Regions from separate parts of the Mus musculus genome. Here regions 2, 3 and 4 are each linked to region 1. Evidence: chromatin loops called from intact Hi-C (ENCODE). Cell type or tissue: left cerebral cortex. All regions are shown on one strand.

Region 1 (8,000 bases):
AATGTAATGGGCAAGTGGACTGTGCCATCAGACAGAAGACCTGGCAGGGTTGAAGCAAATTAAAAAAAAAGAAACAAACAAACAAAAAAAAAAAACAGGAATTCTCATAATTGACTACAGTAGATGTCAGAACCAGCTCCCAGCCAGGAGTCTACCTGTCCTGGAACGCGTGACCACGTCAGGACACCATCCCACCTGAAGTCTTCAGTCATGCAGATAAAGCATCCCTAACGCCTCAGAGCGAGCCAATGGGAAGCATCTACCCCAAAATGTTTACAAGGTCCCTGTCCACAAGAAATAAAGTGCATGAGTTATTTCACTAAGAATCGTCTGAGTTCTTTTAAGGCTGAGGCTTGCTAGTTCGGTGGGATTTATATTAATAGAGAATGCTTCGGTGTTTGGGATTCTGGCTCCTTCTTGGAGTCCTGAGAAGAATGGGAGGCCGAGTTTGTTTTTGCAACAGAATTGAGAGCATCGAAAAGCTGTGGCAAGGTGGAGGGTTGGCGGGGGCTTTGGAGTTAGTTTTGTGGGGTTTTGTCTATGCTTTTGGTAGATTTTGGGGTCTTTTGGCTGGGGATCGGGAGGAAAGACGTCTCTCTCCGATTAGGCAGGGAGGAAGGAGGTGGAGGCGGAGGGCCAGCGGGAGCTCCCTTGTTTTTCTAATGCTGCCCTGTGGAGGGTCTGGTAGTTGGGTGAGGGGAGGGGAGGCAAGTGGGGCTAAGGGCTTGTTGAGTGCTTCCTCTGAGAGATTAAAACGGGTAGGGGTGGGTAGTAATTGGGTAAGGGCTGTGAGCTCTGAAATAGGGTGGTTTTTAGGACTTTGATCTTTGGATTCATCTAACTGAGGAGGGAAAGGGGCTGTGGTGTTATCAGCCTGTCCTATTTTAGATGGCCCTATGCATTGCCTGATTGCAGCTAACGTCAGCAAAAAATCAGGGGAGGGTTTTTTTCCCTTCTTGGGTGTTCCTGCTTGGGGTGAGGGAAGCTACTCGGGCCCATGAGTCAATACTGTAAATATTATCATTGACCATGCATGTCGATATATGAAAGACTTCTTCCCAAAACAAGGAGGCTTAGTTTTTGGCAATTTTTATTCCATGGGATTTTAATAGGGCAAGTATTTTCTTACCCGTTTTTGTTTGTTTGTTTGCTTGCTTGCTTGCTTGCTTGTTTTTTTTTTTTTAATGTGACGATGAGCTGCTCATGACAGAAAAGAGAAGAAATACCTCGTCCAGTGAGGATAGTCCCTTGGCCTATCCACATGGCGGGAGGGAGGTGGGGGTGGGGTTCCATGCTAAACCTTCCACAGATTTAAGAACTGCCTGCTGTCCTTGTAACACTTAGTGGCAGCTGCGTTACCAGGTGTTTTTGTTTTAAGGGGAAGTTAGATAGAGGGTCTCTGCCAATGCCATTATGGGCTGTCATATTTTAGACAGGGGCTAAAGGGACCTTCAGCCCACACCAGAGAGTAGCTCTGGCCAGAAGGCATCAGTTGTCTCTCTAGCTTTTCCAAATCCGTGCGATGACGCAGAGTGAGAACCAAGGAGGAGAAGGACAGGTTGCTAGTCTCTCTTCAGAGACAGGGAGCTTTCACCTCCCATCAAATCAGAGGTCTCGTTGAATTCCCTTGGTATCAGTTGTGGCGCATCAGCTGTTTGTGCCCCACGTCTTGGCACCAGTGGTCAGATTGCGTACCAGAGTGCAGCCAGCAGGCTGCACAGGGAAGGCAGAGCACAGTCCCAGGATTCTTAGACCATGCCAGGATGATAGATCCTGAGGGGCTCTGAGCTAGCTGGAACGGCCAAAGTGTTGCTGCTCTTCGAGGGCAGGCAGCCATGTCTCTTCTGCTCTAGTCACAGCCCCAACAGTGATGAACACAGCGAGTCACTAGAAGCTGGAGCTGGAGCCACTAGGTGAAGCCAAGGTCCAGCGATGAATGCTTTGGGAAAGAAAACTCTTCCCTGGACTGTTACAGCTCAATATGCCAGGCATCCTCAGATGATTCTTGGTGGGATATCTCGTGCACTTTATTCATTGGGTTGATAGGGACCTTAACGTTTTGGGGAGGGATGGGATCCAGGGGTTGATGCTTCCCTGAGATATTAGGGATGCTCACTCTGAGATATGAGGGATGCTTTTTGCATAGGTGAGAATTTCAGGTGACTGATTGTCATAGTCCTCCTAGTGGGATGTCGTGGTTACATGTTCCGGGAAAGGTAGACCCTGGCTGGGAGCTGGTTCTAACCCTTACTGTTCTCAATTTATGAGAATTCCTGTTTTTTGTTTGTTTTTTTTGTTTGTTTGTTTGAACTTGTTTCAACCTTGCTAAGTCTTCTGTCTGGTGGCACGGCAATGTTCATGTTTTCCACCGGTCTTGTTTTTAACTTAAAACAAAATTTAATATTCAACACATACCTCACTGAAAGGAAGTTTAAAATTAATCTGAACAGCAATCCCAGAGTACCTGGCACGAGGCAGGTAGGGTTTAGAGACTCTGCATCTGCTATTACATTGTGAGCATTTCTCCTGTTCTTATTACATTAAAAAAAAAAAAAAGATCTGAAGATGGTATGTGTTTATAGTGTGAAAGAACACTTTAAGTTCTCCTAGAACTCTGGATGCTGGGTCGATTGTATTGCCTGACTTCCCTAGGAGGAAAACAACCAGCCATAGACAAATGTTTCTGCAAATGAAAGGGCCATGCTGCTTGAAGGCACGCCTCAAGATAAATGCAATCAGAGTCCTCCAAGACAGACCCTGATTACTGGGCTTGTTTTAAGAAATTGGTGCTCATGATTATGGAGTGGCACGTCTGACATCTGCCAGGCAGGCGGCTGGGAACTCAGACAAGAGCTGAGGTCGCAAGTCTTGAATCTGAAACCCACAGGGCAAGAGGTGGGCTGGAGACTCGGTCGCTATTCTGTGTCACAATTCCACATCAAAGACCAGGAACACAGATTATAATCAGACCTCTGAGAGATATGTTAACTCCCCTGCTGGTACTTTTGATCCACAGGAAAAGCTGACACTCTTCCCAATATCTTCTATAGGCGTCCAGCCAAAACTTTAGGCTTCTAGAAGGGTGCGGGGACGTCAGTGTTGTTGCTGTAATAATTAGACATTCGATCAGACCAGATGTTCTGTAAACATCTTCTAATTTGAGCAGCATCTCAGAACGAAAACATCAGAAAAGTCTGCACAGAAATACCCTGCATAGATTTGAGCTCAGGGCTTGCCTACTCCAGTACTGGCACTGAGAAAGTGGAGGTGATGTCACGCAAGGGTGTGGTCCGTGCAGTGGGTAGGCCAGGGCATAGGGATTGATGTGGAATGGGGATGCTGAAACACAGACTCGGGATAGCAAAGGAGAGGAGGGAAGTGAGAAGGGTCAAAACTAGAGATCAAGGAGAAGGCTCAGCATGTGGAAGCAGAGGCGATTCTGACAGGTCTACGGAGTCCAGGGGGGTGCACACAGCTGGAATACAACCTCCAGAGCAGGGCTCTTTAGGACAGGGTGAGGAAATGAGATTTTATGAGAAAAAGATTAGAAGTGTGGAGGATCAAAGCCTTCCTGTCTTCAGTGTAAGGAGGACAATGGAGGCTATGATGGTGGGTTGTCAATAGTTACTGTTTCTGGACATAGTTATTGAGCTTCCGAAGTGTGTGCTGAATACCGTGCAGCTTGACTCTCATCTAGTAGAGATAAGAGAAAGTGAGTCGCTCCTTGATGCCCAGTGTCCCCAGGGGAGAACTGTCTACAGTGCAGGGAGAAAAGAGAGCGACAAAGAAAACTCAGGACTAGTCACCCTTCTCCCTGGACTCTCACATGGTTTCCCTTTATAAGGACACTTGGCTACATTACATGCCATCCTTCCTGAACATCTCATTTTACTGAGGTCATCTCTTTGCAGCCTTCTCTCTGAATGAAGTCATATTCTCAGGTATTATTACATCATAGGACTTCAATGTGTAAGTTTGGGGGGTGGTGGTGGTGACATAATTCAGCCTATATCTCAATTTTAAGCCTGGGTGGGATTCTAAAAAGTCAGTTGAGATTTAGCCAAGCCTCCTCCTCGCTGTGACAGAAACTTCACAAAATATCCTATGGGAGCAGATCCCTAGAGAGTGTGGCTGAGTCTCCTCAGCATCTGTAGCCTTGGGAAAACTGGATGCATCATCGACTCAGGGAACGCAATCAGTGAGCGTCTTCTTGAAACGTTGAGACCCTGTATGCGGTGGTTGGAATGAGAACGGCCTCCCTAGACACGTATGTTTGAATACTTGGTTCCCCATTTGTCGGTCCAGTTAGGAAGGCTTGGCCTTGTTGAGGGAGGTGGGTGTGCCCCATGCCATTTCCAGTTAGCTCTCTGCCTCCTATTTGTAGATAAGGATGTAATCGCTCAGCTGCTGCTCCAGCCATGCCTCCCGGCTGCCATGCTCCCTGTCATGATGGCCATGACCGCTAACCCTCTAGAACTGTGAGACCCAGTAAACTCTTCTATAGGTTGCCTTGGTCATAGGGGCTCTTCAGAACAATAGAGAGCAGGGACATTCTATGTTGTTTGAAGTGTTGTCACCTGATCATAGCTAGCAAAAGAGGACACCAAGAACAAATGAATCCTTCCCTGGAGCTCCTGGGCTACTGTTCAAAAAAGGTTTTGTGACCTTTGTTTGTTTATTTGTTTGTCACATATTTTTTCCATCATACAGTTATCATCTGCCCTGTGCGATAGGAGGCTGGACCTTGGAGATGTTCCTGGTAAATGGCGGCAGTGGATTTTCCTTCCTGTAAAACCAGAGGCAGTGAGCAGCCACATTGGATGAAAAGGGTTCAATTTTTAACAAGCACAGTTTGACACAAAGAATATACCAAGATGTCTGACGAGGGTGGAGGATGGGAGATCTGCAGTCTTTGGGGCTGTGGGGGGTGGAGTAGGAGGTGAGCTCTGAAAGACAGGCCAGGGTGATGATATATTTAGTTACAGCATGTGAAATGACTAGTTCTCTTCTGGGAAACATTAGTCAAGGTTTTAGAAGGTGGGTGGCTGTTTTATGCAGCAGAAGAAAAGAGTTTAATGAACCCAGATGAGGGACATCAAGAGATCTTTCCGGCAGACATTCATGAAGTAAATCTCTCAGGTCCAGGAGGTTCTACTGTAAGTTTACCCAGAGGGAGGTTTCGCCTTAACCGGTACTCAATGCCTGGTGTGTCAGAACGGACTGTTCTCTTTGAGAAGACAAGGGTATCCACTCCTTTTTTTGGCATTACAGGAAACCACGTGTGTGCCTACCACTACCCTTTACAGAATCCCACTTCCCTGACCCAACCCCCAAGTCACACTGGTCAGTTACACAAAACTACAGATGCTTGCAGCACGTATGCATATATATTCTTCTGTCTTATGAACATTTCTTTGATCTCCCAAAGGCTGGTTAAATCCCAACTCCTTTGCAAAGCTTCCCTTGATCCTCCTAATTTGAATACTTTTCTCTGCGTTGTCTAGAGACCTTATAGGATTGTATAGTCACGATAAGGTACAACCCGCCACATCACCTACTGGGATTTTTTCTGGTCTTGTTCTGTCTCTATTAGGATTCTAATAGATTATTTAATTTCACAAAGATATAGGCCTGGGTTTTCTTTTCCTTTGAAGCCTTGCCTGTAGAACAATTCTTGTTCATAAAATGTGCCTATTAAGCCCATTGAATGACACAGAATTACTGTCTGCTAGATGGTGTTGAAAGGATAAGAGGAAATGACTCCCTTTCTGTGAGAACACCCTTTATTGGGAAGCGGAGCCTTGGGGTTGTGGGGAGCTGGTCTGGAAATGTGGATGGGGTGAGTTTGGCCCCAGGCTGTAGAATTCTAAGGGTATGAGGTTTTAGACCAGTATTTGCCCATTGTCTTGCTAAGATGTTTTTAGGGCACCTTGGTAGACGTTTCACCAGTGAGACTGGAGAGGCCATTTTAGTGACACACTTAAGGTCAGTTTTCCTGTAACAGTAGGCCTGGAAGTATTCTTCCAACTCTTTGTCATTCATAAGTTGCTCAAACTCTGCAAACTTGGTGAGTTGAGCGCATTTTTTCACCCCAGAATTTGATTGTGAGGTGACATCTCTTTTGCCTTTAATTTTGTGTATGTGCATGCACATGGATGTGTGAGAGGAGCTTGCATGCATGTAGTATGTATGTGTTGGCAAGCCTGCGGAGGCCTGGGAGGCTCCATCCATTTTGTTTGTTTGTTTGTTTGTTTGTTTTTGAGACAGGGTCTGTCTTAGGGTTTTACTGCTGTGAACAGACACCATGACCAAGGCAACTCTTATAAGGACAACATTTAATTGGGGCTGGCTTACAGGTTCAGAGATTCAATCAATTATCATCAAGGTGGGATGGAGGCAGCATCCAGGCAGGCATGGTGCAGGAGGAGCTGAGAGTTCTACATCTTCATCTGAAGGCTGCTAGCAGAATACTGGCTTCCAGGCACCTAGGATGTGGGTCTTAAAGTCTACACCCACAGTGCCACACCTGCTCCATCAAGGCCACACCTTCTAATCCTGCCACTCCCTGGGTCGAGCATATTCAAACCATCACAGGGTCTCTCATTGGCTTAGAGTTGACGAAAGTAAACCAAGCTGGCCAGTGAACTCCAGGAATCCTCCTGCCTCTGTCTTCTCAGTTCTGGGATTAAAAGCATGTGCCAAAATGCCCAACTTTTTCTTTGGGTTCTGGCAATGAAATATAAGTCCTCGTGCTTGTCTGGTGAGCGCTTTGCTAGTGGAGCCATGTCCTAGCCTGACTTTGGCTTGGTTTTCCTCCTGGTTTTAGATCTGGTGGCTGTGGCAAGGTGTGGTGGAATGAGTTCAGAAATTAAACCAACGCCTCCCCCGGCATCCTGTGGTTTAATCGAAAAAATAGCGGGTCTCAAAGTTAACGTCTCTAGCTTCATTTCATGTTTAAAATGCAACAGTAACCCCGGTTAACCCTTTCAGGAAAACCTTGATCCTAGTCACATGGTATGTAGTATGTGGCCAAGGGCCTTCAGTTTCATTACTAGTTCTTGAACAGCTGTTTGGGATTAGGGTTAAGCCTGCAAGATAGATCCCCCCCAAAGCCATGTTCTGTCTTTGGGTTGCTTTTCCCCATGAACTCAATTTGCCATCAGGAATCGATGCCTTCCCCAAATTCAGCAAGCCTTTGCAGTCTAAGATTGCCGTGGCGGTAAAATAAAAATCATCTCTCTGTAGTTAATAAGCAACCTTGTAAGATGAAGATGGCTTAGAAACAAACAAACAAACAAACAAACAAACAAACAAACATTGACACGGCTATGCCAAGGATGAAATGGAAGGGACCCAGGAGGAATTTGTGACCTGAAAAGGGGCCGAAGATGTACACTGTCGCCAGCCATGGCCCAAAGCAAAGCCCAGGCCAGGACCTTGGGTACCTGGGTAACTTTTTATTCCGCGTCTGCCCTCTAGTGGCTGAAAGAGGGATTCGCTAACTGTCTCCGTTTGGAAACAGGCCCTTGCAGAGGAAAGGGAGGAAGCAAGCTGGGAGTTAGTTAAACAAAATACTCAGTAGACTTGTCTGCAGTCACCTCCTCTGTGGGCGGCCCCTCAAATTCCTCTAACCTGTTCCCTGTGCCTGCATTGTAGAAGGCTCAGCGGTAAGAAAGAACAAAGTCCATTTACCTAGCCTCACTTTCTTAACCAAGAATATTTCATTTGAGAGATGTGAGGATTATAGGATCTAATTCATATAAAATCGTCTGACTTGGAGCTGGTACACTTCAAGCATAAACTCCGGTTTTCGCATCCCCTTTCATCTTTATTCACGTTTGAGTAAGCAGATAGGCTCGGGGCTGAGAACATGTATCGATCCCTATTCAGATTACCTTTGAAGTGTCTCCAAACAGCAGATGTTCCCTAACGCCTTTAAAAAGAAACCAGTCACCTCGGATCGATAAGCTCTCGCAATTGTAGGTTTTGATAAGTGGACT
Region 2 (8,000 bases), 200 kb before region 1:
TGCTTTCCCTCATTCTGTGTATGTTTTTTTTTTTAGTGGATCAGATAGACTGGGGGTTTGGGATGGGATCTGTCTGCTAAGTACAGATGTTTGCAGCCATGTGCCTTTGTCTCGGTGGTACATTGAGTTCTCTGAAGCAAGGGTGTGTTCACTCCCCCCCCCGCACCCCCCCTCACCTACGGAATTAATGATTCACATGGGAAAGTGAAAGACCTCGGGTTTCATTTTTAAAAAGAACGGCAGACTAGCTAGCGCTCATGCAGCATGGGTAAGCCTGGAGGCTTGAAACTTGTGTCTCCATCCTCCTGCAAATGGACCCGGAGAGCTTGTTTGAGTTTCTGTCAGAAGAGGGCCCATACTCACACATTTTGGACCAAAAAAAAGAGTTCTCGGTCTATTCTCTTTGACGGAATGTGCAGCAGGTGGCGAGGGAGGAAAGGGACAGTGCCTAGCGAACCAGGCGACCCTATCAGTGAGTGACAGGTGCCCCCTCACATCCACGATCTGTCTTTATCAAGCAAGTCTGGGTGGGTTTTTTTTTGTTTTGTTTTGTTTTGTTTTTATATTATCCATGGCTAGTGAGATGAAATTCTTTCTTGTGGACACTTCAGGAGAGCTCAGTACCTTTGTGGAGAGTCACATTGTGGCAGGCAAGGATGGATGCAGTCACAGTGGCTTGTTGAGTGGAACCCGGCTAGAATACTGTGAAATCGAGAAATCACACCAAGCAACACGGATCGAAGCTCTATATTTAATTCTATGACCCAAAGGAGAAATTGCACACGGGGAATTGCTTGCCAATCTGGAATGGTGACACACTCTGAAATAGGTATTTCAGCTGCCTTGTGTGTCAGGAAAAAACAGGGTAGGATCGAAAGGAATAAAGCCGTGCAGGACATGGACACCTCCAACTTCCTGGGAAAACAGTTACTGGCCAGGTAAAGTGGCTCACGCCTGTAATCCCACATGTGGGAGGTAGAAGCAGGAGGATCAAGAGTTTAAAGTCATCTTCCAATACGTAGAGAGTTTTAAGCCAGCCTGAGCTACACTAGGTCCTGTCTCAAGCAAACATAAAAGACTTGTGCAAAAATACATCCTCTTTGTGCAACTCAGAGAGCACGGTTCAGTGTGCATTTTAATACACAAGAATATGATGCACAGGTCAGTGCTAAGTGCCGGTGGTGTTGATAGTAAAGTTGCTCTTATGAATGATGAATCGAGGGAATGTATAGCTTGTATAATAAAACTGCCTATTAACCTTCAACTTTTAGTGTGTTTTCTCCCCTAAACTACATATATATATATATATATATATATATATATATATATGTATATATATATATATATATGTGTGTGTGTGTGTGTGTGTGTGTGTGTGTGTATATATATATATATATATATATATATATATATATAAATCAAATTTATACTCACAAGCAAGAGGTGGGTTCATGCTTAGCTTTGCTCTTTTGGCTTTTATATTTTTACTCTCTTGAGTCAAGAGTCCCTCTCTGTAGACCAGGCTTGTCTCACACTCGCTATGTAGCCCAGAGGGGCCTTGAACTTGCTGCTTTCCATCCACCTCAGCCTTCCGACTTCCATTCCACCTGGCAAGACCTTGTCCTTGTGTCAGGAGCACCATGACGGTGGGTTGTCATAGTTGGCTTTCTATTGCTGTGTGGAACACCATGACCAAGAGTAACTGGGGGAGGTTTCTCAGTCAGGGTTTCTATTCCTGCACAAAACATCATGGCCAAGATGCAAGGGTTTATTCAGCTTACACTTCCACATTGCTGTTCATCACCAAAGGAAGTCAGGACTGGAACTCAAGCAGGTCAGGAAGCAGGAGCTGATGCAGAGGCCATGGAGGGATGTTACTTACTGGCTTGCTTCCCCTGGCTTGCTCAGCCTGCTTTTTTATAGAACCAAGACAACCAGCCCAGGGATGGTCTCACCCACAAGGGGCCTTTCCCCCTTGATCACTAATTGAGAAAATGCCTTACAGCTGGATCTCATGGAGGCATTTTCTCAAGGGAGGCCCCTTTCCCTGTGATAACTCCAGCCTGTGTCCAGTTGACACACAAAACCAGCCAGTACAGGAGGACAGATTCTGTTCATCTTACAGGTTACAGTCCATCATAACGGTAAATCAGGGCAGAAACTCAAGGTGGGGAGCCAGGGGCAGGAACTGAAGCAGAAGACATGGTGGAAGGTTGCTTACTGGCCTGCTCTCTCCCTCAGCTAATGTCTGATATATCCCACAGTCACCTGGCCTAGGATGGTGCTGTCCACAGTGAGCTGAGGCCTCCTACATCAATCATCAATAAAGTGCCCACCTACTTGCCAGGCAGGCTAATCTGATAGAGGAAGTTCCTCGGCTGAGACTCTTCCCAGATGAGTCTAGCCTATATCAAGTTGAGAAAACAAAACCAAACCCTGACCACCACAAGGGCCTCCATCCCCACCGGCAGCAGAGGGAGCCAGTTCTTAGAACTGCCCAAAGGTCATGTGCTGGGCTTGCACATTTGGTGTTACAATAACAATCCCTAAAGAGGATCCCTTGAGCTCTCTTGGGAGTAGACACACCGAGGTGGAGGTGTCCATTTGGGGAGCTACAACATTTTTGGTGAAAATTACTCAATTTCTGGGAAATTCATTTTAGAAAATGTGAATAAGGCCAATTGTAAAGTAATGACATGAATACCTGCCATAAAAAGGGACACAAGAAATAACAGTTACTGGGTGTGAATACCTTGACTATCAAGCTCTTGTTACCCAAGGATTGTAAGAGGAAACTTTGAAGCTATCAGCTTGTCTTCATATTGTACAATATGTTGCCCAAGTAGCAAGATTGCTCTGACATAGTGAAAATTTTCACAAATTTCAAAATGGCAAATCTGGGGGTAGAGAGATGGCTCAGTGACTAAGAGCACTGGATGCTCTTGCAGAAGACCCAGGTTTGGTTCCCAGCACTCACGTGATGGCACACAATGGTCTGTATGTCCTGTACTGACCTTTGTGGACACTGTATGCTCATGGTGCACAGACACATAAAATTCAATCTTTAAGAAAAAAAAATCTTGTCTGTTGAAATATCTTTGCAGATAATTGCAAATATTTTTGGTATCTAAGATATTTTTTCTCCCCCGCAAGATTACTAAGAACATACTAAGTCAGGTCTTAACTGCATAACCTGGAAAAGCATTACTCTTATGGCCCGTTCTCTCTTTCTCTCTCCCTCTCTCTCTCTCTCTCCCTCTCTCTCCCTCACCCTCCCTCCCTCCTTTCCTTCCTTCCTTCCTTCCTTCCTTTCTAAAAGATTTATTGTGTACACAGTATTCTGCTTTCATAGATGCCTGCACACCAGAAGAGGGCATCAGACCTCATTACAGATGGTTGTGAGCCATCCTGTGGTTGCTGGGAATTGAACTTAGGACCTCTGGAAGAGCAGTCAGTGCTATCAACCTCTGAGCCATCTCTCCAGCCCTTATAGCCTCATTTTCAACGTTGTCTTAAAATGCAGTATGTATGTGCCCCCGTGGATGGATAGCTACCCCAGGATCATAAACATTCCTGAGAGACGTACATGAATGAGCAAGCCATCTACCTCTGACTGCCCAGCTTATTCATTCATGCCTTCCCTTAACAAATGCTCGCTGAACTCCTCCCGAGAGCCCCCATCATGAAAAGGGGATGCAGCTGTTTCAAAGATAATTATCAACAACAAAAATAGCAGGCTTGCTGAGGTGAGACATAGGAAATGTGACCAGGGCATGAGTGACTTAGTGGCAGAGAGGGCTTGTGTGGCATGGAGTAAGTAAGGCTGCAGACTCTCTCTCCTGCACCAGAAAAAGGTAAGCATGGTACGATAATGAGGGAAACTACACGGAGATGCCACTGAAGCCCACAGCTTGGGGACTAGAGAGAGCTCAATTTAATTCTGACGGTGTCTGAACACCTCCATCATTTTCAACTCTAAAGGGTCTTCCCTCATCCACTCACTAAGCACATCCACTTCATACTGGGTACACATCACTGTCATTTACTTAGGCTTTTAAAAAACAAAAAAAATCTTACTCCAGTACTCTAAGGCCTGTACGCAGGAAGATTGTCTCTGAGTGTTTAAAGGCATGTAGGGGTTGGGAGGAACCTCTCTTGCATAGGCAGCAAATCCCTGGGAAATAATCATGATGGAGAGAAGATATAATGAATATGGACAAGCCTTTACTTTAAACCTGTCCTGAAAAAAAATTATACAATGAAGATATCTGTCAGCTTGTGATTGCTTGTGTTAGTTTGTTTCTTTGTTTCCAATTAGTTCCTCCTCGGGGTAATCTGGAAGAAGCTGGTTGGAGTCTGGGCTGGTGTCTGTAGCTGGCTAGCCCATCCTTGTTGTCATGCCAACATGGTGGTTTTTTTTTTTTTTTTTTTTTTTTTTTGTCCAACTGTTTCTGCAGAAGAGTGAGCCGCTGTCCCCTACTTCAAGCCACTTGTACCTCTGATCCACACCCAAGCACCACACCAAAGCAAGAAGGATGAGCTTCAGTTTCGAAGGCGCCAGCCACAAATGAGAAAGTCACCTGGCCCGCAAAATAAATTCCTGTCAAAGCACTTATGAGGCAAGAGTAAACTTGATTCCGTTTGAACTAGAGCACAGGAGGGTAAATAAATTGTGGAATTGAGCATCTTTATGCAGAGAGTCAGAGTCCCGGAGATGTGAATTTATTTTCTTTGCCACTCAGGGGAGCCAGAGACTCATGAACATCACACTCAAGCTGCCAAAGAGGCAGAGAAGCAGTGTTTCTCTTTGGACTTAGTCACTGGTGACAAAAACCCAAGCAAACAAAGAAACAGAAGCAAGATGCAACAATAACAACCACAGCAAAAAACAACGACAATAGGAATGGGCATTGATTGTTATGCCCAGAGGTTGGAGAGAACACTTGGTTTAGCCTCAGCCTTGTTTCCCCAGGGGCTCAGGGCTTGCTCAGTCTCTCTGTGTGTCCATTTCTTGGCTGAGGTATACTCTGCTGGTTTCATTCCGAGGAGCACCTGAGGAACATGAATTTTACAGCCTTGAAGACAGGGGCAAGCATGTGTCACCTGCTTCCCCTCGTGTCACAAGGACACCTGGTGCATGCACGGGTAGGAATGTTAACCTCAGAGGACCTCAGGAACCCTGCCAAATGGTTTGGAGTGGTGCCACAGAGAGAGAGAGAGAGAGAGAGAGAGAGAGAGAGAGAGAGAGAGAGATCCAGGGTTGTTGACTGGGTGAAGTGATAACATCTCAGTCCACTGCCTGAGTACCAAGCCTGTGTTTTCAGAACCTCTCAAGAGCCCTCATAAATAGACGCCTTCCATTGAGAAGGCAAGGCTGAATCCACCACAGGCTTCAAATAGCAAGCAGTTAAGGAGACTAGGTCTAAAAACCCACTTCATGCAGCTAGTCAGAAACTGCCCCACCACCTGGCCTGAAACAAGGATAATGGGTCAGGAGTTTCCAGCCAGCACCCACAACCCATTAACGGAATGTCCTTAGAGATAGTGCAAGACAAAGCCTACCTACTGGGGGATTCTCCTAAGGTGCTTTAAATGGGCCTTAGAGCTCACTTCAGGGTCTCTCTATCTTGGTAATGGGAGATCCCAGCATGCTGCACTTCTACAGAATGAAACACTCTTTTCATTTACATACTGTTTGAGTCCTGGGTATCATTCTTTGGCTAATGGTGGACCCTTCCACCATGATCAACCCCAGTTTACAGAGGAGAGTGAGGCCCTGCTGCACTCAAGGGTTTCCATAAGGAGTGTGTGTGAGGGGTGGAGTTAAGTTTGAGCTCTGAAGCCTTGGCTGGAACAAAAGGGGAGGAGGGGAGGGACAGGTTGGGTGAGGACCAGGGACAGGCAGGTGTGGGAGGTAGGAGGAAGCGCCTTGGAGGAATGGTTACCACCGTTTCTGGATAGGTAAATTTAAGAGACAGTGACATCTAGGTCCCGTTTGCGGCAGAGACCAGTGGCTGATAGTCGGCAACTTGTGGAGTTGAGATAGGACAAAGCTTCTTGAGTCTGGGTGGGGTCTCTCAAAGAACAAACAGTACTTCACCCTGGAGACAGCCAAGCTTTGGAGGCTGCTTTCACAAGATAAGTCCAGTCCCAGGAGGCTCGTTATCCACTGGGGGCTTTAGTCTTTTTACCCAATCTCTCTGGTAATGAGACCAAGCACAGTCCTTGTGTGTGTGTGTGTGTGGGGGGGGTGGATATTACACAGAGTTCCCAGTGGGGACAAGGACCTAACACAGATGGCTGAGCAGGAAGCAGGGATGGAGAAGCTGGAGTAGGTGGGAGAATGGTATTCACTGTTCTTAAGGGTTTGGTTTTAAGCTGTGAGCCCAAGGGCTCCGGAAAACGAGGGATTGTAACAAGAAAGCTGGTGCCCCAGTTTCTCCTTGAACGTAAGAGAATGTTCTAGGCACCTGTGCAGTGGGGAAGGAGATAACAGGGACCAGAGTGACCTGGCCACAGATGAAAGCTGCAGCCAAAAGAACCTTGGCCTCGCTCATAAAAATGTAATCAGTCTCTGACTTGACTCTTGTTCCTGCAGACTCATAGGCTGGCTCCATGGTAATTGCCTTTATGCTATTTGTACGCCCTGGCTTTCTTTTGATTTTACTTAAGAGTTCTGAAATATACACTGCTTCCATCGTCATTAAAAAAAAAAGACAAAGAAGAGGGAGTTGGATGACCTTTATAAATCGTATAGAGTCGACGGCTTTTAGATGGCACCGAGCACCCGCCCCTACCCCCACCCCCTCAGCCTCCGCCTGGCCTTGGCACAGCCACCTCTGTTAGTTTCTATGGAGAGGGAAGCAAGTCAAATAGCTCAGAACTGTTGCTTCCAATTGCAGTAAGGATGTCTTATATGGCGGTCCAGGGGTCCCACCTAGGTTAGCAGCAGACCTGGGGGGCTTCTTTTCCCTGCATTTATCACTCCCCTGTCTGCGATGCGCAGCCATCGAGTGTCCAGCAAGTGCCTGCTAAGTGGCAGACATTGTTTTGTGCACTGGCTCTCGAGTGGGAAACAGTGCAGACAAAGATGTCTGCCCTTGTGTGAATATTACAGAAAAAGAAGGAACGGCTTACATTGAGTGCTGTGCAGAAACTAAAGTGGAATGCTGGGGGAGGGGTGTGTGTGTGTGTGTGCACACGCAAGGGTGGGGGAGAGGTCACTGTGTGCACTCCTGCTTTAAATAAGGGGGTGCCCCATGAGCAGAGCCCCTGAGCAAGTGAGGGAATGACAGCCTGCTTTCTGGAGGAAGTCTTAGCAGTAGGGAAACACTCAGTAGCCCTGACTGACATGTTTTCTGTGTTTCTCAGTCTGCTCTGGACAGAGGCAACTGCAGCAGCGATAGATGGTGTACTTGATCCAATTTAAACTTACCCTTGTCTAGCTTATGAATGAATGAGACTCAGACTATGGTTATTTTATTTGGCTTTGACAATTACTGGGGTTTGGGGCAGGGGTGGGGGGACGGTTGTCACCCCTGTTCTGCTTTTCTAACTGCTGGCTACTTCCCCAGCGGTGCACCTGAAATACTTGCTGTTTCTCCTGGCCGTGTGCTCGTGGTCCATCTCCTCTTGTGGAAGCTTTTTCCTGTCTGTCTGTCTGTCTGTCTGTCTCTGTCTTCCTTTGTCTCTCTTTCTCTCTGTCTCTCTCATCCTTCTTTTCTCTCTCTCTTTTTTTTGTCTGTAACCTCCAACCAGGTAATTCCACCCCCCTCTAGTTCCCCTCCCCCCCAATACTTGTCTGTAGAAGTTGTGTTTTTCTTTTGTTTTTTTGTTTCTTTGTTTGTTTGTTTTTGCGGGGGATTTCAAGACAGTTTCTCTGTGTAGCCACAGCTGTCCTGGAACTCACTCTGTAGACCAGGCTGGCCTTGAACTCAGAAATCCGCCTGCCTCTGCCTCCCAAGTGCTGGGATTAAAGGCGTGCACCACCACCAACTGGC
Region 3 (8,000 bases), 130 kb before region 1:
AGGCTGTAGATAAGGGATCTGCTCTCTGTTCATAGATACTTTCTCCTTCTTCTTCTCCCATCTTCTACCTCTCTCCCTTCTCCTCCCTTCTTCCTTCTTCTCTTCCTCTTTCTATTTCTTCTTCTCCTTCTTCCTTTGAGACAGTGAGAACTATGTGGCCCAGGCTAGCCTACAGAGAGATCCCTGTGCCTCTGCTTCCTGAATGCTGGAATTAAAGGTGTGCATCAACATGGCTGAAAGATATTTTTCTTTATGAAGCCCAGACACACACACAAGCACACACACAAACACACAAAGAGAGGCATGCAAATATATGTGCATATATATGTAAATATGCATACACAGATATATGAAAATGCTGTATACATACACATGTGGATATATATATATATACATGCGTACACACACACACACAAAGTGTGGCGTGAAAATATATGTGCATATATATTTAAATATGCATACATATATATATTGAAATGCTGCATACATATATGCGCGCACACACACACACACACACACACACACACACACACGGAAGGTACTGTTTGACTAGCTGTACCTGTTTCTTTTGGGGCTTTGGCCGCTGGATTCTTAGCACTGATTCTAGGCTGCAGGGGAGGGTGGCTCAAGGCTCCCACAGACCCAGCAGTTGTGATCAGGAATGGAGACTGTGTGCCCCTTCACGTCTCTGGTAATTTAGCTCTGTTTCTGGGAATTGAGCATTAGCATCCTGCACAGGAGATACATGTGTGTTCTCTCACTGAGCTCAGAGAGAGAGAGAGAGAGAGAGAGAGAGAGAGAGAGAGAGAGAGAGAGAGAGAGAGAGAGAGAAGACCCAGCAGAACAGTGGTGACCTTCCACCATTCCTCTGTGTGTGTACGTGTATATATGTATATATATATGTGTGTATGTGAATACATGCATGTGTATATATGTGTGTGCATATACGTGTGCATATACATGTTTGTGTATATATAGGTGTCTATATATGTGTATGTATATGTATGTGTATATATGTATGAATATTTGTGTGTATATATGTGTGTATGTGTTTGTTTGTATACATTCATGTGTATATGTGTATGTATGTACAGGTGTCTGTATATATGTGTGTATCTGTGTTTATGTGTGTGCCTGAGTGTACATTTGGGCCTGTGCGTGTGTTTGGCCAGAGGGTAACCTTGGTGTAGTTCCTGGGCAGTCTGTCCTCCTCTTCCTTTCTTCCATTCCTCCTTCCCACCCTCTCTTCCTCTCTTTCCTCTCTCCCTCCTTTCTTTCCTTCTTTTGTGACAGGATCTCTCAGGGGCCTGGAGGTCATTCAGTAGCCCAAGAAGGCTAATCTGACTGGCCACTGGGCCTCAGGATGCCCCCGTTCCTAGTCTTCCTCTTAGTACCGGGGCTTCAGATACATTCTGCCATGGCAGTTTTTACTTGGGTGCTGGGGATCTGAAGTCAGGTCCTCCTGCTTGAATGATGAGCACTTTCATACTTGATGCCCCCTTGTGGCCCCTGAGGGTAACTGCATGAGTGTGTGCACATACCCGTTTATGTGCACACAGTGATGGTATAGGGGTGAGAGAATGCTGCCTTCCAAGTCCCGGGGTTATGGGCAGGTGTCACCATACTTGGGCTCTCTGTACCAACTTGACCTATGGTTGTAAGCCACTCCTTCCTGCTCCTACTTCTGTATCATGTTCAAACCTGTTGTACCTTGTACAAACCTGTTGTATTTGCTTTGTTCTGTGTTATTGATCGTTACCCATTTATTTTTCTCCTCCACAGATGTTGAAGGCAGAGAACAGGTTGAATTCCATTAATTTCTGATCACTCAGAACCAAGCTGTGTTTGTGTGACTTACCCTGAGTCCCCCAAATTCACTACTTTTTCTGAATGGCTTTCTTTTCTGTTGTAAAAGAGGTTTCTTTTATTTTAAAAGTAAGTGACAGAAAAGATTATTTAATTTTATGTGTATGAACATTTTTGTCTGCATGTATGTCTGTACCACATGCACACAGTCCAGAGGCCAGAAGAGGGTGTCAGATCCCCTGAAACTGGAGTTACAGATGGTTGAGAGCCCTCATGTAGGTGCTGGGAACTGAACCCCGCTCTTCTGCAAGAGGAGCCAGCGCTCTTAATTGCTGAGCCATCTCTCTAGCCCACAAATGAATATCTCAAGGACACAGTTCAGTCACATCAGGTATATTCTCGTATATCTCCAGAGCTTGTTTATTTAATAAAACTAATACTGTGAGCCTCTAAACAACTCCCTGCTCTCCTTTTCTGTAGCCCCAAGTGACCTCCATTTAACTTCCAGTCTCTGTGTGCGACTGCTATGAATGGCCTAGAGGGAGACGATTCTTAGAGTAATTGTCATTTTCCGACTGGCTTGTTTTACTTACCTACGTTTTAAAAGTTCCTTTGTTCAAAAAGAATAGCCAGGAGCCAGGGAGTTGGCTCAGAGGCTAAGAGCACTGGCTGCTCTTCCAGAGGACCTGGGTTTGGTTCCTAGGATCTACATAGAGACTCATAACTGTCTCTAACTCCATTCCTAGTGGATTTAACACCTACTTCTGGCCTCCGTGGGCACGCATATCTATGAATCACACACATGCAGTCATGTATGTAATTCATAGATACACAGGCAGGCAGAAAACACATACACATTAAAAATAAAATGATACCAAACTAAAACCCATAGCTATCAGCGTTTTTGTTCAGGCTAGTGACATTAGTCTAGTGTAATAAACTTTATCATCATCTGTAGACGTCGTATCCCTGGAGTTCTGACTGGCATTCCACCACGGCCTCTTCATGGCAGCCCTTGTCCCTGTGTTTATCTGTCCCATGCTCACACACTAGAGTGAGGCAGGGCTCACCTTTACTTTTCTTGTGTCCCTGACCCCCTAGTACCTGGATGGAATGCCAAATACAATATTAGAGACTGTGTGTTCATCGATGTACCATCTCAGCATTTCACATTTAGAAGTGGCTCCTTTTGTCCGAAGCGTTTGGCTCCTTTAGCCCTTTTGCTTCTCTTTAGTTCTAAAGTTTATATTTAATTTTTGTGTGTGTTGTTGTTTCATTTACATCCTCAGTGGCTTAGGAGCCCGCTGACCACTAGGTGGCGATATTGGTTTTACATTTAAAGAGGTGTAGTTAAGTAAGTTCCCCGGGGCCCCCAGAATTTAATTTCTGTGATAGTAAATAGAATCTAAAGTGATAAAGAGACACCCCTCTTCTGACTATAAGATCAACTGTTACTGTTACCCTGACATTTCTTCCCCGCTGGGGCTCAGCTGTGAATGCTGTAGTAGGGAGGGCAGATCTGTAATGCTCAGACTTAATTTGCTGAGGAGCGCTGGAGTGTGGTGTATGCCTCAGGCTGGTTCAAACGTGGATTAACAAGGCTTTGTCAATCAAAAGATTGCAGAATTTGCAGCTATGCTTGGTACTGGATCTTTTCCTCTTTATGTAGCATTTTATCTCTCATACGGGATTAAAACTTTGGTTTAATTCCGTGAATGGCACTTCAGAGATTTAAAAATAGTTGACAGCTAGCATCGGGTCTGTAGACAGTTCTCTAGGGGCGGGGCAGGGACGAGATACTTTGCCTTGGGACTCCATGAGCACTTAGAGAAGGCCATCTTGTGAGATTTAATAGCTGAGTTGTACCAACCAAGCAAGGAAACCTCGCCTTGTGGAGCAGGGACGCTCCCTCGTTGGAATCAAACTGTTTCAAGGAACTGACATCCTTTTGGGACCGCGTTGGCAGCTCAGCCTGCCTCGGAGCTGTGATAGCGGAAGAGGGAAAAGCTGTCAGTCTCGCTGGAGCTGTGGTGGGCGCTTGCAAGGACCACAGATAAGGGGCCCTCGGTGCGTCTGTCTGTAGATTCGCCTTCTGAGAGCGTTCCTAAAAGTTGCCCCGTGAGGGGCGACCAGCAGTTAGCATTTATCATTTGAATATTTATCTGATAGCTGGAAATATCTGTGCCTCCCACAGTAGCAGATTCCCAGAAACTGCTGTTTATTTATTCATTACCCCTGTCAGGTTGCACGCTTCTCTGAAGCCTGCCCCCCCTCCCCCCAAAAAAAATCAAGGCACAAAAAATGGAAGCGGTTCTGTGATTAGCAGCTCCTTCTAGCTGCTCTTGGCGGCGTTACCTGGGCCTGTTTTGCCTCAAGGTGCTGAAACTGTGTCTTATTAAAAGCACAAACATTTTTTCCCCCCATTTTTTCAGATGGAATAAGAAACAGGCACCTGTGCCAGCTCTATGTGAAATTTAGTAGTGTGCTCCGAGTGGCAGCAGGAGGAGGGAAACCATTTTTCTTGTGTTCTAGAACATTCCCGCTTGTAATGGAGTTTGACATGCAGGCCAATAGTCACTTTGAAATTTCTAATTTTTAAGCATCATTTTCTTTTTCTAATCAGTGAATTATCAGGTTTTCCCAAGTGTTATTTTATACGCTGGCTGCTGCTGTGGCTTGCCCTGGTGTGAAGGGTCACGGAGGAACCTAGAAAAGGGATATTCTGGCTCTTTTAATTACTTAAAGGCAGATGGTAACTGTTGGATACTGTGCGTGACAGTCATTAGGTGGGGACTGGAAGTATAGGGCATACACATTACTGTACCCACGCAGTCGGAGTCTGTAGACAACCCACAGGCTTGTGAAAACCACAATGTCCATGTACCGCCATTTAAGAAGCACCACCCTGTGTGGTATTGCTCCTGGTATTGTACCAGTTTTGCCTGTGAGGCTGGAGATGCGGGAGGGCTGAGACTTTTGAGAAATTAGGTCACAAAGAGAGGGAAAAATCACCTGGAGGATATGTATTTAGAACAGAGTTCTGGAAGGCAAGAATGGAAATTTTCAGAAAGGTATATTTTGGGATGCCTGGTGGGGTCTGGAAGTCGAACAGTCGTCCTTGTGGGATACAGCAAGCACGTGTGCTGGGGGCCAACTAGGACCTAGCCTTTTAGGTTAGGCTGGAGGGCGAGGAATGTTGGGGCGACGGGTACCACGGCTGATGAAATATGAGGTCCCTGACTTTGAGGGACATGGAAGAAGGCAGATTTTGAAGGAATACCATTTCTCCTATAGCTTGCTTGCCTGCCTGCTTTCTCTGTCTGTCTGCCTGCCTCTCTGTCTCTGTCTCTCTGTCTCTTGCTCTCTTTAAAGAGGGGCGCAGATGCGCAGGCGCGGGCATAGGCGAGGAGTTAAGCGAAGGACCGCACAGAAGCGTTTGTGCGGGCAGCTTTTCTAGTCAATCAGGCACCTGAGTTGATTTCTTTTTAAATGCCTGTTAGGTCCATAGCATCTGGCTGCCAATTATGGCTTGACTTTTGTTTTTTAAACCTGGCACAATTCCTACTCAAAGGGATTACTCGTGTGAGTCCTTTTCTTGTTTGTTACAGCTATGTTGGGATACAAAGGAAGGTTGTTATCCGAGTCCTCTTTTTTTTTTAACCTTCCGGAATGTGGAATCCAGTTACAGCTGTCCTGCCTAAAGTGATGGAAACCCGAGGGGTTTCACTGTAAGATGAAGTTGAAAGAACAAAAGAAAAGGAGACAGAACGCCCCATGACATCATGCTTAGTGTGTTCCAGTCAAGCAAGGGTCCAGGCACCTTCTGTAGAGGCTACGATGAGAATATTCATTACATCTAGCACAAGGAAAAGGTCATGGTAGACGGGGTCAAGGAAGTTAGTGTAGGAGGTCAGGGCAGGGCCGGGGAGGAGCAGAGGGCGAAGCTTAGAATAATGCTTCAGACTAAAGAACGGGCTGAACAGTGGACAAGATAGACTTCCGTTTCTCCAGGTAACCCACCAGTAGAGAGCACACCTGCTACTTCGAGGTACTTGATCTGGGTCAGGGCTGATTCTGCTCTCAGGCACGGTGGAGCTGTGCCAGGTTCGTCCGAGCCCCCTCCCCTCACTCCTTTCCACCCATACAGCTTCAGATTCCATGTCCTTCTATTGTGGGGAGACTAAGCCTCATTTAAAACCTGGCAGAGCCCTGGCCTTACCAATAAATTATTCCTTTGCCTGTTCACAGAACACAAAGTTTTGGAAATTGTCTTTTTTTTTTTTTTTTTTTTTTTTTTTTTTTTTTTTTTTTTTTTTTTTTTTTTTTTTTTTCTGGAGCCGAGTTATTTAGGCCTTGGCTCATTAGATTAAAACAACTCCCATCTCCATAAAACAAGCCCGGCAGGCTGGCACAGTCTGGCTCCAAGAAGCCGGAGAAAGATGGCCTCACACTTCCTAATTTTAGAAATTTATTTTATTGGCAGGGAGACCATGTGAGGTACTTCATTAGAGGGTTAGTGTTGAGAATGAGCAGTGCCATTTTATTGCCTAAGAATTTGGCTTTTCTTTTTTTTTTTTTTTTGGACACAGTCTTACTGTGTAGCCCTGGCTGGCCTGGAACTCACTGAGTAGACTTCAAACTCAGAGCTCCACCCACCTTTGCCTCCAGAGGGCTGGGATTAAAGGCATGGACCACCATTCCTGGCTTTCATCAGCTTTTTGATGTTAGCACTATACTTTCCTTTTGAGATAGAAACAGGTGGGTGCTTGTTTAATTACTCAAAACCCTTTCTTTTGGGTAGAGATTGATAGATGTTAATAAGATGTTCAACATATAAGGTCTTTTTAAAAATGAAACTGGAGAATTTATTATACTGCCATTGAGTAAGAAATTATCCATTCATTTATTGAATATTGATTATTTAGTTTATGAATATCTATTAGTAAATTATTTTGCACAATATAATATATAATAAATATTATTATTAATAAGTATTTATTTTTGTAAGTACCTGGGCAAAATATCCCAGGAGAAAATAGGATTTAAAAAAAATAAATTCTTTTTAAAAAAAGATTTATTTATTTAATGTATATGAGTACAGTGTCGCTCCCTTCAGACACACCAGAAGAGGGCATCAGATCTCATTACAGATGGGAGTTGAACTCAGGACCTCTGGAAGAGCAGTCAGTGCTCTTAACCGCTGAGCCACCTCTCCAGCCCTAATTTAAGTTTTTTTTTCACTAAAGTAACTATTTCTTCTTGATACACAGCTAGAATTCTTAGACGCATCCTTGATTTATTTTTGTGTTTGTATCTGATGCGTTTTTGCTGTGCCGTGTGCACACAGAGCTCAGCGGTCAACTGCTGGAGTCAGTTCTCTCCTTCCATCATGTGGGTCCCAGGGATTGAACTCAGCTCGTGAACCTTGCTGCAAGCACCTCTACCTCCTGAGCCATCTCAGCAGCTCAGAAACATCTCTTATATATGTGCCTTTATCCAGTGTATTCTCTGCAGCACAGGGAATAGGATATTGTGACTCAAGGCAGGGGTTGCGTGCCTAGGAGGCCATCTTGTTGTGCATGTTTGTTGTGCACTTTTGGCTGGCCAGCACGGGAAGTATTCGCAGCCCTAGATGCCTGCTCTGTGTGAGTCTGGAGAAACCTGGGTCTTCGTTATTGTTCTTATGGGTTTTCCTTGGCTTATGTTTCACAGTCCATCATTGAGGGAAGCCAAGGCACGAATTTTTAAGCAGGAACTTGAAGGAGAACCCATGGAGGAACACTGTCTGTTTCCTTATACAACCTAAACCCGCCTGCCTAGGGTTGTTGCCACCCACAGTGGACTGGCTCCTCCTACGTCGATGAGGCTCTTGATTGTATCTCTGTAGTCAGGCCTGGTGTATATCTGTGACCTTTCTATGCTGTGGTAAAACACCACGACCAAAGCATCTTATGAAAGACAGGGATTTTATGGGCATAGGATTCTGGAGGGGTTGAGTCCATGTTGGTGAAACTGCGTGGCCAGCAGGTGACAAGCAGCAGGCATGGTGGCCGGAGCAGCAAGCTGAGAGCTCACATCTTGATAAATGAGTACAAAAATGAGGAATGAGGAGGGACTCCGGGAGGGAGGAGGGAAGGGAGGGCGGGGCACGGAGAGAGGGAGGGAACACTGAGCAAGGGGTGGGGGTGTGGGGG
Region 4 (8,000 bases), 99 kb before region 1:
TGCAGGTAAATTCTCAGGGGGTAAAAATGGGTTATTCTGATGTCCCTTACAATGAGGGGTTCACTGACTCTAGGAAGCCCTAAGAAAATTTATGCTACCTGTGAAGCTGGGAGCTCTCCTCCTCCTCCTCTTCTTCTTCATCCTTTGAAGAATAAACTTTTACCCTGCTCCAATTTAAAGTACCTCTGTGGGACACGTCCTTGAGAGAAGGATTCTCTATGATTTTTCTCCATGGTGGAGAGTTTGGATGTGCAGTCTGCCCCATTGGCGCATATGTTTGAACGTGTGGCCTAGCTGAATAGCATAAGCTCCAGGCTCAGTGAGAGAGGCCTTGCCGAGAGAGAGAGAGAGAGAGAGAGAGAGAGAGAGAGAGAGAGAAGACTGTCCCCTAAGTTCTTCTCTTGCCTCTGCTATGTGTACACACTCACACAGTGCATGCATACATGTACACATGTACACACACACATATACACAAAATACATTTTAAATTAATTTAATTAACTTTATGAGTGTTTTGTCTGCATGTAGTATATGTACCACATGTACACCCAGTGCCCGAGGAGGCCAAAAGAGGGCATCAGATTACCTGTAAGTAGAGCTGCAGATAGTTCTGAGTCACCATGTGGGTGCTGGGACCTGAACCTGGAGGCTCTTTCTAAGAGCAGCCAGTGTCCTTGATCACTGATCCATCTCTCCAGCTTCCAGAAATATCTTTAGAGTCTATTTATTGGAGAGTTAAATGAACTAACTTTTGGGGAGAAGAGACATGATTCACAGTCCGTTTAAACAAAGCAGTGTTATCTGACCAATGTCTTATTAAGGGGAGGGGAGGTGGGAGGGATGTGCACCTCAGGCTCAATGGACAGTAGCCCTTCAACCAGAGTGCTCTTCCCTCTGCTCACCAGCAGAGGGCACTGGCGTTCCCTCGGGTGCAAGCACGGAGGCTTGCGGCACTGAGAAAGAATGTCGCTTCTCTGTGGGGTCACTGCTGATTTGAATTTTTGTTTCTCTTTTTGCATCATGGCTATGATTGTTCCCTCTGTGGTGTGTTCAGTACCCATCGTAAAGAAGACATGGGCGGCACAGGCTAGCCTTATCGAATACTACAGTGACTATGCAGAAACCGCCATCCCCACGGTGGATTTGGGAATTCCCAATACAGACAGGGGTGAGTCCTTAATCCTGCCTTGACTTAAATCATCCCCAAACTGTTTATGAATGAGTCAGGAGAAACTGAAATCTGTATAGCCCTGGCTGTCCTGGAACTCACTTTGTAGAGCAGGCTGGCCTCGAACTCAGAAATCCTCTTGCCTCTGCCTTCCAAGTGCTGGGATTAAAGGCGTGCACCACCACCGCCCAGCTAGGATTTCTTATTTTAATTTTTTTCTCTTTCTTTCTCTCTTCTTTCTCTGAGTATCTTTACCTGTAGATAGATACCGGCTCTCACATGGGACTTTGGGTTACAGACAGACACTCTGCCATTTAGAAGGGATGGTCTGCACCTTAGCACTGAGTTTCCCCAGCTCCACACAGTTCCTCAGGGCTGGAATGGGAGGCACCAAGTTACTTTATCAGCTTCTCAGGTTGTTTACTAGTGAAAGACATTTTCAGAGTGGTTTGGTTTCGAGAAAGAGTTCGTGTAGCCCAGGCTGGCCTTAAAGCCCCCGTGCTGCCCTTGAGTTTGTGATCCTCCTACACCCGCCAAAGTGCTGGGCTTACAGACATTGTCTTACTTAGCGTTTTAGGGGCTGGAGAGATGGCTCAGCGGTTAAGAGCACTAAGTGCTCTTCCCGAGGTCCTGAGTTCAAATCCCAGCAACCTCATGGTAGCTCACAACCATCTGTAATGAGATCGGATGCCCTCTTCTGGTGTGTTTGAAGAGAACCACATTCATATACATAAAATAGAGTTTCTATTGCTGTGACAAAACACCGTGACCAAAAGTCAGGGAGGAGAGGGCTTATTTCAGCTTACATGGAAATCACTGAAGGCTAATTTCTAGAACAGTTTCCCGTTATTGTGCATGACAACCTTCGGGCTCTCCTGCCACTTTAAGACTGAAAAAAAATTAAATGGATGCTACATATTTTAAAGCAAATAATACATTGCCAGTTTTCTCCTCATCTTCCCTAGGTCATTGTGGAAAAACCTTTGCCATTTTGGAAAAATTTTTGAATCACAGTCACAACAAAATCTCATGGTTAGTCATTGTGGACGATGACACATTAATCAGGTAGGTAAGAGTCCCTCTCATCCCGGGACTGACTGACGATAGCAATGTCTGCTTCTGGTGACAGAGTGGCAGGGATGGGGTGGTTTTAAGATATTGAACATTTGGCAGCACGAAGCAGGTCACTGCCCCACTGACTGCCTTCTGGCTACACCAAGCTTAGGAAGAGGGACTGGCTGGAACCTACATAGTTTGCATTAAAGAGGTGGGGCTGAGAGTCTCAGGAGACCAAGGCTGTTGTAGGACACATAAATAGAAAACAGACAGATAAGCCAGGAGGTGGTGGCCTATGCCTTTAATCCCAGCACTTGGGAGGCAGAGGCAGGGGGATCTCTGAGTTCAAAGCCAGCCTGGTCTACAGAGTGAATTCCAGAACAGCCAGGGCTACACAGAGAAACCCTGTCTCAAACAACAAACAGACAAACAACAACAACAAACAGACAGACTTACAAACCACAACCCTTGCATTAAGTATTCAGTACAGTAGATTCTTCTCCATGCTGGAACAGATCCCACCAAAATGATCAGAGGGAATGACAGTGGACACTCTGTGGGGCTGGGCGTGGTATCTGTTCCCATTGGGCAGACTGAGACACCATAACTCAGCGAGTGACATTGTCCGGAATTGGTACTATTGCCATTAGTTAATATATATATATATATATATATATATATATATATATATATATATACATACACACACATATATACACATATATATTATTCTGTTTTTAAGTAATCACAACTCTATTTCATATTTTCAAAGGGGATGCATGGAAGATATGAAAAAATCTTATAAACATGAAAACTCTATTATCAGAGATTTAAAAAACCGTTTGAACAGGATTAACAGCAAATCAGACATCGCAGAAGAAAAGTTTGACAATTCAAAGATAAGTCAGTAATTACAAGCCAAAGAAAAACACTAGGTCAGGGCAGGAGGTGCTGTAACTGACATTATTATGTCAGTTCATAAAAATTAGAATTAGTAGTCCACTTAAATATATTGTTTTAGTGTTTTGATTTCAATTTATTTTAATTGAGCCTACTATATTTTTTTAAAGGTCCCATTATCTTATTTTATGTATTTTGCCTATATCTATGTATGTGTATCACATGGGTGCAGTGCCCGTGAAGACCAAAAGGGGGCATTAGATCTCCTGGACCTGGAGTTACAGATGTTCATGAGCTGCTATCTGGGTACTGAGAACTGAACCCTGGTCCCCTGTAAGAGCTGCCGGTGCTCTTAGCTGCTGAGCTGCCACTCCAGCCACCAAGATGCATCTACATAGAGAAGTCTCAGTGTAGACATCGTGCTTTTAATTCTCTTGGTTTAATATGTAGGGGCAGAATGGCTGATTTTTAAAGAAAGTTACCATGTCAACTGTTACATTTCCTGAAGTTGAGGACTTTTTTGCCCTTAGGAAATATACACTGGAATGGTTGGGGAAGGGTATGATATACACACTTTTAGGAGAATTAGTTTACTTTGTACATTTTTTCAGGAGAGTGAAAAAGTATACATGTTATACATTTATATTTTTGATATACATGGAGGAGAGCCTGTGAATGAGGCTCTATAGTAAATGGGGAGAATTGGTCAATCTGGGGCAAGGGTAGCTGGGCTCTCATCCTGTGTTTGTAACTCTTCTATAATTATAAAATACAATACCATAATAGGCCAGGATACAGCACCCTCTGGCCTTGAAAGATTGGGGTTCTGCGTTGAGATCTGCCAGCACTGCCATGCTGCACACATCCAGCCCAGTGGTCCTTGTTAGGGAGCAGGGACGTGCTTTTCCTCTACATGCCCGACACTCAGAAAAGCCTGCAATGGGAACAGATTGTTAAGTGAAATGCTTTTCCTGGGCCAACTCCCCTTAGATGGAATTGAAATCCATCCCACTCACCCACATTCTTACTCTTTAGTGAATGCGAAGTGGGTGATAATTATCAAACTACATTTGCAGTCCCCGAGCCTCTCAGCAGTATGTTGAAAATGAGACTCATCCGTGGTATAAGAAGCCCAGAGGAACCTTAGATCACTTTAACCTTAAAATATTGAATGCCGTAGGTAGAACTGACAATTTCACAATATGTAGGAAGAAGAGAAAAACAATTCTCTCTATTTATTTTAATTTTAAGATTTAAAAAACAAATTATTTTATGCCTATGAGTGTTTTTGCCTGCATGTATGTGTACCATATGCATGCAGTGCCTGGAGAGGCCAGAAGAGGGCGCTGAATCTCCTGGCGTTAGAGATAGTTGTGAGCCTCCATATGGGTACTGGTGATTGAACTTCTGGCTCTTCCGCACAAGCCGCCAGTGCTCCGTGCTGATCCACCTCTATCCCCCCTTTTTTGTTGTTGTTTTTGTTTTTCGTTTTTTGTTTTTTGTTTTTTTTTTTTTGTTTTTTTTTTAAGCTCAAGAAGTAGACCTGTTTTGCCCTGGAAAGTCGGGGAGGGGGGGGGGGCGGCAGATTTTGGTCTTTTCCACACCGAACTTCAGTTTCCCTAGATCTTCAAGCACAGCCCCTCCGTCAGTAAATGCAGTCATTCTCTCCGGGCAGATGAATTCCTCAGACCGCTCATTGAAAACAGATTCCAAATTAGGCGCTTAGAATGTTTAACCTCCATGCCAACCACAGCAGAACACGGAGGGATCGTGTTTTATGCTCACTCGAAACCGCCAGCCTCGGCAAAGGCCTTGGCCTCCAGACGTTCTAAACCTATTTACAGTCTTACAACGTGCAGCAGGCTGCAAATGCATGAGACTCTGGAGCAAACGCTCTCGCGCAAGGAGGGGTGTGGCTGCTTCTGTCTTGTCCTTTTACGGTAAAACTGCTCCTGCATCTCCCGGCTTCACTCTTTCTTCGGGTAGCAGCTAGGAAAGCTGGGTCCTTCTTGTGTGTCACCTCCACTCTCCCCAAGCAGAGGACAGTGAGTGTCTGGGACACCTGCTGCTCCCTGTCCATTTGCAACGCTATGTTCTGCTCAGAGCCTGTGACACCCATCTGTGAGCCTGCGGGACTCAGAGGCATCGTGAAAGTTAGTCCGTTAAGATTTTAACCCAAAGTTATGGGTCATTCAGAAACTAGTTTTCAGGATCACTGGTCAGTGTTAAAAGGGAAAGTTAAGGCTTGTTGGTGGGTGACCTGGAAATCTCTTCTGCCTCTGTAAGGCATCTAAGGGTTATCCTGGGTTTTCTTTCCTCCCCCCCCCCCTTCCCCCTTCTCAGTCCCTAACCTTTCTCAATCTGTCTCTCTTTCTCTCTCCTGCTCTCTCCCTTGTCCTACCTCTGTCTCTCTCCTGGTTCCCCTCCCTATCTCTGTTCCCCTCCCTCCTCCCTCCTTTTTTCTGTAGCTGACCGGGAACTGACTGTGTAGACCTGGCTGGCCTTACTCTGAGGATTTGTGGGGACACCTTTCTGGATTAGGTCTCTTCCCACCTGCCAGCCCCACCCTGACAGAACAACACCCCCCACCCTGCCACCTTGCCACCCCTGCCCCTCCAAGCCTTCGGAAGCTCTTTTGTGTTTCTCAAGTGTTAAAACAGCCCTAGTCTATTTGAGGTTTTGCCTGATAGAGGAGAGTTACAGCCATCTGAGCACCTTCAGTCAGTCACCTGACACGTGCTGCCCCCAGGGAGGTACCTGGGGCCAGCATGACTGAGTTCAAATTGGACGAAGGACACCTATTCTAATGTACCATGTTCATATTTTGAATTTTTTTTTTCTTTTAAATCCATTTACTCTACACTTGGATTTTACCTCTAAATACTTCATTCTGAAGCCATATAAGAACTAAACAAGCCTTCTCTTTGTGTCTCAGCATCTCCAGGCTCCGACACCTGCTTAGCTGCTATGACTCCAGCGACCCTGTGTTTCTGGGAGAGCGCTATGGCTACGGCCTAGGCACAGGCGGCTACAGCTATGTCACAGGAGGAGGCGGGTGAGTGAGCAGAGTGGCTTATGGACACAGCCATCTCTTGTCTTCTCTGTATCTCTATTCATCCCTGAAGGGTTAAGAGTCCAGGAACCCCTGCAGGTGCCCAAGGCCTTTAGATAAAATGTGACATGGCAGTGTGACCTGTGCCGAAGCCCCCCCGCAAACCTTAAATCAGTTCCTGATCATTTCTGACACACATTACAACATAAATGCTATGGAATGTCCCCTTCTGCGATGAGGATCTGACAGTGTATCCTCGGCTGGCCTGAAGTTCCTCCTCCCCCTGCCTCAGAGTGATGCCCCTGCCTCAGAGTGATGCTGGCATCGGGAGGGTGTGCCACCATGCCTAGCTGGAAATAGTTTTTATATTGTGTCACTTCTGGGATGATGGAAAGGATGCAGGCTAAATATTTTTCACCTGTGCTTGGTTGAGTCCAGAAAGGTACTTTGAACATTAATTTTTTTTTCTTTCTTTCTGCACAGGCAGAAATGGTCTGTGGTTCTGAAGTCTGCCTGTTCTGGCACTTGGATTCTTTCTAGACAATGGTTACTTCTGTTACAGAAAAATAAACATTACATTTTGGAAACAAGAACAGAATTCACTGTAAACATTATTTTATTCTTTGAAGAAATACTACCAAGTTCAGGTCAAAGAACGTGGTGGTGGGAATCTCCCTGTAAGAATGCTTGATTCTACACAGCCAACTAGTTTTGATTGCCTTTTTAGATGGAAGAAAATGCTTATGGATTTCAATTTCAGAAAAAAAAAAGTCATTAAAATTTTAAATTATCCAGTGCCTAATAAATCATGTTTGATGAAAGAAGAGTATAGAATCTTAGATTAGGCAATTAAGTAATATTTATATAGGATTTATAGGTTTTTAAATAGTTAAAAATCAATCGTTTTAAATGAAGCACCTGCCTGAACTCTGTGGGGAAAGATTTTAATTTGATTTTTTATGGGTAAATCAATCGAGCAGTTAATCTCCTCTGTTATTGCTGCAGCCTTTACTAGTGGGTGTTGAGGAGGGTATTAACTGGATATCAGCTGTAGACAGTTATGGTCACTGTGTGCCAAGCAGTGTTATCTAAGCTTATGTTTATAAGCTTTTGAAGGGTTAGGGCCTTTCATTCCTATTTAATGAAACCTTGGTTTGGAATGGCTCTGTCTTAGTCTGTTTTGCCTGTCACTATTACAAAATGCTTGAGCCTGGGTAACTTTTAACAGGAAGAGGTTTCTCTAGCTGACAGTTTCAGAAGTCCAAAAACGTGCCCTGCCTTCTGCCCCCCCCCCCCCCCGTGGCAGCCTGCTGGTGACATCGAGGCAGAAGAGCTGGCATTGAGGGAGAATCCATGTTGACACAGAAAACAGGAGAGGTTGAGGAACGGCTTCTTCTTTTTTTTTTTTTTTTTCCCTTAAAACCGGTAGCAGGCAGAAAGGAAGCTTCCTAACCAGAACTAACTTGATTTCTCCGTGTCTCACAACCAGAGTGTAGCACCCTCTGCGTATCCAGGGTTCCTAGGGCCCCCTGGTGACTTTGGCATGCACCCTTTGGTTGAGCTTGTTGCAATTTCCCAGAAACACATTGTTTCTTCTTTTCTCTGAAAAGCATTGTTCTTCTTCCCAGCTCCCTGTGTCTTAGGGTCTCCCTGAAGACTTGTGTAGGTCACTGTCATTTACCAGGCCTGCTTGCCAGCAGCTCTGCACAGCCCAGCAGTCGGGGTTGGATACTTTTCTAATGTGCTTGGGTGCACAGTACATTATGCAACCTGTTACAGTCTAATTGCCTATTTACTTCGCTGCTTCCTGCATAAGTTATGAAT

What was found. A loop is a pair of places that touch in the nucleus more often than their neighbours do. Peaks named below come from ENCODE experiments on the same cell type or tissue, not always from the same donor. Only the 100,000 strongest peaks of a DNase experiment are listed, where the experiment ranks them.
Region 2: it touches region 1 in a loop (4-fold over the local background); 4 of 42 quality-filtered maps call a loop at or near these places.
Region 3: it touches region 1 in a loop (2.2-fold over the local background); 16 of 42 quality-filtered maps call a loop at or near these places.
Region 4: a loop joins it to region 1, with 11 times the contacts of the local background. A loop is called at or near these places in 8 of 42 quality-filtered maps.

Annotation. Positions count from the first base shown.
Region 1 is chr5:149,843,714-149,851,713 of GRCm38, forward strand. It overlaps 4930500F04Rik (RIKEN cDNA 4930500F04 gene), which reads left to right and starts at 4,034. Exons shown (of 4, transcript NR_045758.1): 1 at 4,034-4,267; 2 at 4,711-4,759. In left cerebral cortex, a CTCF peak has its summit at 7,479 (motif pointing left); DNase peaks (open chromatin) are centred at 4,953 and 7,492.
Region 2 is chr5:149,643,177-149,651,176 of GRCm38, forward strand. It overlaps Gm20005 (a long non-coding RNA gene), which reads left to right. Exons shown (of 2, transcript XR_104961.3): 2 at 4,458-4,616. Among named protein-coding and RNA genes, the nearest start is that of Gm20005, 6.0 kb to the left of the region's middle. In left cerebral cortex, a CTCF peak has its summit at 4,744; DNase peaks (open chromatin) are centred at 4,735 and 6,398; H3K27ac peaks cover 619 bases.
Region 3 is chr5:149,710,241-149,718,240 of GRCm38, forward strand. The region is part of intron 4 of B3glct (beta-3-glucosyltransferase); the gene reads left to right. Among named protein-coding and RNA genes, the nearest start is that of B3glct, 36 kb to the left of the region's middle. In left cerebral cortex, CTCF peaks have their summits at 1,496 (motif pointing left) and 3,107 (motif pointing right); DNase peaks (open chromatin) are centred at 3,128 and 3,774.
Region 4 is chr5:149,744,372-149,752,371 of GRCm38, forward strand. B3glct (beta-3-glucosyltransferase) reads left to right here. Exons shown (of 15, transcript NM_001081204.2): 11 at 1,055-1,168; 12 at 2,134-2,233; 13 at 6,060-6,179. It overlaps Gm36141 (predicted gene, 36141), which reads right to left. Exons shown (of 3, transcript NR_168889.1): 2 at 3,903-4,058. Among named protein-coding and RNA genes, the nearest start is that of Gm38587, 15 kb to the right of the region's middle. In left cerebral cortex, CTCF peaks have their summits at 923 (motif pointing right) and 4,442 (motif pointing right); DNase peaks (open chromatin) are centred at 990 and 4,132.